Regions from separate parts of the Homo sapiens genome. Here region 2 is linked to region 1. Evidence: chromatin contacts called from ENCODE Hi-C or POLR2A ChIA-PET data. All regions are on one chromosome and are shown on one strand. The core of a region is the stretch at or near the end of the contact, and the rest is flanking DNA. Distances in the headings are between cores, read along the strand shown. Region 1 overlaps SRGAP3 (SLIT-ROBO Rho GTPase activating protein 3). Region 2 overlaps SRGAP3 (SLIT-ROBO Rho GTPase activating protein 3).

Region 1 (3,110 bases), core at 274-2,773:
CACAAACATTCAGATTATAGCAGAGAATATTTACCAAAATCATAATCACAATCATAAATAAAATAACAAAGAATTCTAGACTCTTCAAGCTGCATGGAACCTAGAGATAATTTTCTCATTGTTTTCTGAATTGTGTCCTTAAATATCATGAAAGCCACTTCATGGAAATAGGACTGTGGTCAATGAAACTACAGACTATACCTCCTTCTTAGAAAGTCTCCATGCAAGGAAGGACATGAAAGGCACTGAGAAGTCCTGCATTAAGAAAACTTGTCTACCTTTGTTCAATTAGCTTTTTCTCAAATGCATGTAGTCTTAGAAGCCCCTGCTCCCCCTTTTTAGCATAGCATCTAGCAGTGATCTTCAGACCATGCTTTGGAAAGTATTGTTTTAGTTTAAGCTTTTTATTTGATAGGTGAGGTAGCTGAGGCTCAAAGGGGGAAGTGATTCTCCAAGGCCACACAGCCAACAGTGGAAATGAGAAGCTAGATCTTTTGCCTTGTGCCCCAGAGGCCTTTCTGCCAACCTGTACTTCTCCTGTTCCTCATTGGAAGAGACATCTTGAGAGTGTGGACTTGCGACTGTGTCAGGATCTAGGCAATGGTAAGATGAGATTAGGCAGACCAGGGGACCAGCACTGGGGAGGGCTGAGCTGAAATTTGGAGTCAAACTAAGGTTAGGGCATCTGTTGTAACCAGTCCTTGAAAGCTAGGAAGGCGATGTCCAAGTGGGTGCCAGCTGCTGATTCTCAGTCAAGGAAGACAAGCCTTCAGGAAACATCTTCTGGAGCAGTGGTCCCCAACCTTTTTTGCACCAGGGACCAGTTTTGTGGAAGACAATTTTTCCATGGACCAGGGTGGGGCGATGGTTTCGGGATGATTGAAGCACATTATATTTATTGTGTATTTCATTTCTGTATTATTGCATTGTAATATATAATGAAATAATTATGCAACTCACTGTAATGTAGAATCAGTTTGAGCCCTGAGCCCTGAGCTTGTTTTCCTGCAACTACATGGTTTCATCTGGGGGTGATGGGAGACAGTGACAGATCATCCTGCATTAGATTTTCATAAGGAGCGTGCAACCTAGATCCCCCACATGCGCAGTTCACACCAGGGTTCGAGGACGTATGAGAATCTAATGCCACCACTGATCTGACAGGAGCTCAGATGGTAATGCCCGCTCACCCACCGCTCACCTCCTGCTGTGTGGCCTGGTTCTTAGTGGGCCATGGACTGATCTGTGGCCTGGAGGCTGGGGACTCATATTCTGGAGGACCTGAGATTTTTCCTGGAGGACTTGAGAATTATCATTTACTCTCAAGAGGAATTGGGATGCCAAATCATTGTTTCTCAAAGTGTGTTCTATGGAACCCCACTCTGTAGCCATTCATGAGGATTGTGCAAGGAGCTCAGACCCTGGTCATACCAGCTTAGTACACGTAGAATTAAAGAAAAATTCTGTGGGGCTTCCCCACATCTTTAATATGCTACTGTCACTGTGAGTCACTGTGGTAGGGAAATGATGTGTAGGGTTCTCCAACTCATATGATCAGGGAATCCCATCTGCAAGGAACCTCTCTCTGTGGGTTTGTTTCATGGACATAGTTGAGGAATTTATGTTGTTGTAGATCAATGAAATTTATGCTGATTTCTGTACCCCTTCTGACCCCACCCGAAACATTCCTGACCTTTCGCTTTTGAAAAGAGATTGGTAAATGTAGCCAGCAAACTTCTCCCCCGCTGACATTTGTTCTTCCACATTCCAGAGCAAGGAGATTGGCCTGCAGATGCACGAGGAGCTCCTGAAGGTGACCAATGAGCTCTACACAGTAAGTTCTGCCCAGGCTCACTGCTGTTTTGGGATTGGGTCTCTGTCTTCATCACCAGAGCTGGAGGGAAGCAAAACAGAGGTCTGGAATGACCCCAGGCCTTTTTTGCTGCGTTTTATGCTGAGTGACAGTGGGTCATCGTGTCAGGATGTAATGACTCACAGCCCCAGCTTCTGATTCTGTACATCTGGGGCAGGGCCTGGGCTTGTCTAGTTTGTCAAAATTCACGAGAGATTCAAACGACCTGCCGCTGTGGGGCGTGTTACCTGCAAGAACAGAGGGCACAAAGTCAAGGCCGGGGGAGTGTGAGTGTGAAGGCTCCTGAAGGCAGGGATGTGAGTTTTGGAGTGAGGCAGCACAGGCTCCAGCAGAGGCCCCTCCTTACCAACTGTAGGACCATAGGCAGGTGGGCAGTTTGTCTGGGTCTCAGTCTGTGCATCTGCAAAATGGAGCACGGTTCCGAGGATCACGGGAGGTCATGGGGTGAGCCTGCATTGCCATCTCCAAGGCATAGTTTCATAACATCACAGTGTGGTCCACGGCTGACTTTGTTACCTGCTTGGAGTCAACATCTAACTGTGCTTGAGATGAGTTTTAGAATCCAAGAAGGTGAGCAAATGGGGACACAAACACATGAGGTGATGATGCAGGAACTTTCAGACTGTGCTTTGAGGAGCCTACGGCTTCCTCAAGAGGAATGTGGGGACCCCATGGAGAGATATGGGGAGTGGGGTGGGTAGACCCAGCAGGTAGAGCTCCAGGCCCCTCAATCCTACCCAATCAGAACAGAGAAGAATGGTTATGTTTTAAATAGATAGGTGCCCTATATAGCATTTCATGAAAAGTGTGTTTGTTTGTGTGTTGGGGAGAATCTGCTGGTAAAATTGTATTTGAAAATCCCTGGTATGAGGGGAAAGAACAGCAGTCTGTGAGAAGCCCCTTCTGTTTGGTTTTATTATCTTTCTGTGTTTATATCCTGTGTGGCCAGCAGGTGGTAAATTCCTCAGAGGCACTGAGAGCCTTTGCGGGAGGGCCTGGACCTCAGGTCAGAAAGCCTGCCTCAGATCCCAACAAGCTACGGAACTCTAGGCAAGGCATTTTTTTTCCTGGGCCTCAGTCTCCCAATCAGTAAAACGGGGCTGAGAGTTCTTAGATAAAAGTTGAAACTTTTAATTCTGTGATTCCAAATTAAGAAGCAAAACTTGAGTTGTGGGTAGTTTTTAGTTGAGTCATTCTTAGGGTAAAGGAAGAATTGCTGCTTGAGAATGCATATTGC
Region 2 (3,110 bases), core at 193-2,692, 56 kb before region 1:
CTTTTTGGAGGAGCTGGTAGTGGTGAGAATCAGTGTGGGAGATGCCAGTCACTTCACCCAGCACTGCCTTCCCAGCATATGTGTTCCCCCATCCCCTAGAAAGCTGCAAGCAGATAAAATTTGCTTCAGGGAAGCCTTCGGAGTTGATATGCTTTGATTCTCTGTTCTAAGCCTGGCCTTTACTACCCTGAATAATCGTGAGGTGGCGAAAGACAGAGCGTAAAAACCTGGCTCACTTGGTATAGTACATATGGCAGGCACTCATCTCTCTGGCAACGTGGTATAAGATTTGGGGCCAACAGATTTCTTAATATTTACATGAAATTAGGCATGTCATTTCACCTCTCTGTGGCTCAGTCTCCTCCTCTGCAAAACGGGATAATAGTAGTAACTTCCTCCTAAGGCTGTAGCATAGGTTCAAGGAGACAATTCGGGGAAGCACACAGCTCCAAAATGTCTGCTCTTACTTCCTCCATCCTGCAGATGGGAAAACCAAGGCCCAGAGAGGTTGACTGACTTGCTGAAGGTCACACAGCTAGCCAGCGTCAAGGTCAGGCTCTGAACTCAGCCAAGTCTGATCCCAGATCCAGCTTTTGGCACTGCAGAACCCAAAAGGCCTATTGATGAGGGGCAGACTCCGCAGGAACCGTGGGGATCAGGGATAGACCCAGGAAGCTCCTGGCGGAGTCTCCGGTGGACTCTGGCATCAGGCAGGCCCAGGTTCCAATCCTGTGATTCAGGCAGCCCCTTTCCCTTCTCTTGGGCCTCAATTTCCTCATCTGTAAAAGGGCGGGACACCCACTGCCTCCTCTAACGTGGTATTATTTAATAATTGAGGATGGCCGCTGACCGGCCTGGCTTGATAAAGGTTAATAAAGAATGGCCTGATGTCGGTCGTTGGCCGAATACAGGAAGGGGAGAGGGAGAGACTACAGGGTGCCAGGAGCTTGCTCGCGTCTGCGAAGAAGGAATCCGAAGAGATGGCTTAGGAGCCCGCTTTCAGCCACCCCGGCTGCTGCACGTGGCGCGCGGGGCGGGGCGGGGCGGTCGGGGGGGGGGGGGGTCCCAGCGACGGTTGCCGTGGCAACGGCGCGCGGCGGCTGACCCCGGCCCGGCATCTGCTGCCTCCAGCCCCGGCGCTGGGCGCACGGATCCTGCGGACCCTCGGGGCCGTCCCGGAAGCCGCCTCTCGGTGTACAGGAGGCTAGGAGAAGGGCGGCAATGGGGAGCCCGTGTCCGGGCAGCGCACGAGTCTTTTGTGCAGGGCCTAGAGAAGGAGCGAAACGTGGGCCAGGCCTGCGAGGAGGGCGGGCGGGGAAGGGGAACCAGCACAGAGAGGCTGGAAGAAGGTGGCTGGTGACACAGCCCTCCTTGTGGGACTGTGGACGCGGGGCGCGAGATGGCGCCTGGGAAACACTTAGCTCGGTGCCCAGCGTGCCTGGTGCTCACGGTCCATGACTACAGCAGCCGCCATGGCTCATTTCTTGCGTCCCTGCAGTGCCCCAGGCACCACGCGCATACCACCCCTCACCCTTTTAACAACCCCAGGGGGGAAGGTATTATTCCCTATTTTACAGATGAGAAAACAGAGACCAGGCTGAAGCCACTTCCCCAAAGTGGAGAAAACCAGATTTGGAGCCTAGGCTGACTGTCCTCAGAACTTGTGAGCTTGTGAGTGCATGCCCTTCCGCTGCGCCATGCCACCTCTGTATAGATGCTATTCGCCGAGGGTCCACCAGGTGCCTGGCACATCATGTGCATTATTTCCAGTCTGATCCTGGCAACAACCCTGCAAGATAAGAATACTTACTTGCCTTTTACAAATCCGAAGACAGCTCAGAGAAGATACTGAGTTGACTGCCCAAGGCTTCACAGTGCAGATCCGGCAGAGACAATAATCAACCCTGTGAGAGTGGCTCCAGAGTCCAGGCTCTGCTGGGTCTATCCACTGGGCCACATCATCTCCGCTAGGGCTGGAGTTGGAGGGCAAGGGACCCCACCAGGATGCTGGGTTTTGGGCTGGGAGCAAGGAGAGTGAGTCTCCATCATCATGTTTTCTTGAGGGGAGGGTTTGGAAGACTCCATTACACTGCTCTTGTTGGAGAGGTCGTGCGCAAATTCGGAGTAATAAAACATAGTGCCATCCCTGCCTTTCAGGACCATATTTTCCATTTAAGGAGATGAGAAATGGCCACAGAAAGAAGTTATAATAAATGATAATCATAGCTTAACTTTATAAAGCCTCTGACGCAGTGCTGTCCAATGGAAGTTTCTGCAATGATGGAAATATTCTGCACTGTCCAGGATGGTTTAACACGTGAAATGTGGCAAGTGCAACAGAGGAATGAGTTTTTTATTTTAATTAAATGCAAATAGCCACATGTGGCTAGTGGCGACTGTGTTGGACAATATGGTACCAATATATGGAAAGCACTATGCCAGGAACTTCCTTTGCATTAACACATACCATTCTCACAACAATATGAGGTAGAGATTATTATCATCCCCATTTGACAGAGGAAACTGAGTCTCAGGTTGCCCACCTGAGCATGTGGCAGGGCCAGGATTTGAACCACCGGGCAGGTGAACCCAGAGCCCGCTACATTGTGCTATGAAGCTGAGATTTCTCTCCTCAGAGGAGGGCCTGAGGTCAGGGTCAGGATGCACTGGGATGCATATAATGACAGCCAGACTGGTGCTCTGTGTGGATGGCACAAAGATGACCACTGAGAGTGGAGACAGGAGGTACAACAGGACATGATCCTTGAAAGAGGAGGCAGCAGGACTGCCACAGAAAGTTCCCTGACCTGGGCATTGGGTGATGTTAGTTCCTGTCTGCCCTTTACTCTCGGTTTCAGCCCTGGCTTTGCCACTTTCTTGGTGGTCTTGGGCAAGCCATTTCCCCTCCCTGAATCTCAATTGCTTCATCCGTAGAAGAGGAGTGGCAATACTACCAGCCTCATAGGATGTCATGATAATCAGATGTGATTGTGCGTAGATGTGATGAGATGTTGTTGGCTGTAACATACCAGGTGGTTCATCTTTATCGGCTCCTAAAAATTTACACTGGGAAGGTACCAGCTGCCCCTGTGGAGCAGAGGGGGCAAGTG

What was found. Hi-C counts contacts between places; a loop is a spot of excess contacts on that map. ChIA-PET counts read pairs that join two places held with the same protein, here RNA polymerase II (POLR2A).
Region 2: a map with no recorded cell type shows a loop between it and region 1 (7-fold over the local background). The contact joins two enhancer-like sites. A Hi-C loop is called at or near these places in 1 of 168 maps with a recorded cell type or tissue (transverse colon) and 1 of 37 single-sample maps with no recorded cell type. POLR2A ChIA-PET finds 5 or more read pairs at or near these places in 2 of 52 experiments (activated T-cell and endothelial cell of umbilical vein).

Annotation. Positions count from the first base shown.
Region 1 is chr3:9,078,749-9,081,858 of GRCh38, reverse strand. It overlaps SRGAP3 (SLIT-ROBO Rho GTPase activating protein 3), which reads left to right. Exons shown (of 22, transcript NM_014850.4): 4 at 1,772-1,834. Among named protein-coding and RNA genes, the nearest start is that of SRGAP3-AS2, 110 kb to the left of the region's middle. Within about 2 kb of position 1,523, at least 2 of the 41 ENCODE cell types and tissues checked have a DNase peak (open chromatin) inside an H3K27ac peak, as active enhancers do.
Region 2 is chr3:9,134,348-9,137,457 of GRCh38, reverse strand. All of the region lies in intron 1 of SRGAP3 (SLIT-ROBO Rho GTPase activating protein 3), which reads left to right. Among named protein-coding and RNA genes, the nearest start is that of SRGAP3-AS2, 57 kb to the left of the region's middle. Within about 2 kb of position 1,442, at least 2 of the 41 ENCODE cell types and tissues checked have a DNase peak (open chromatin) inside an H3K27ac peak, as active enhancers do.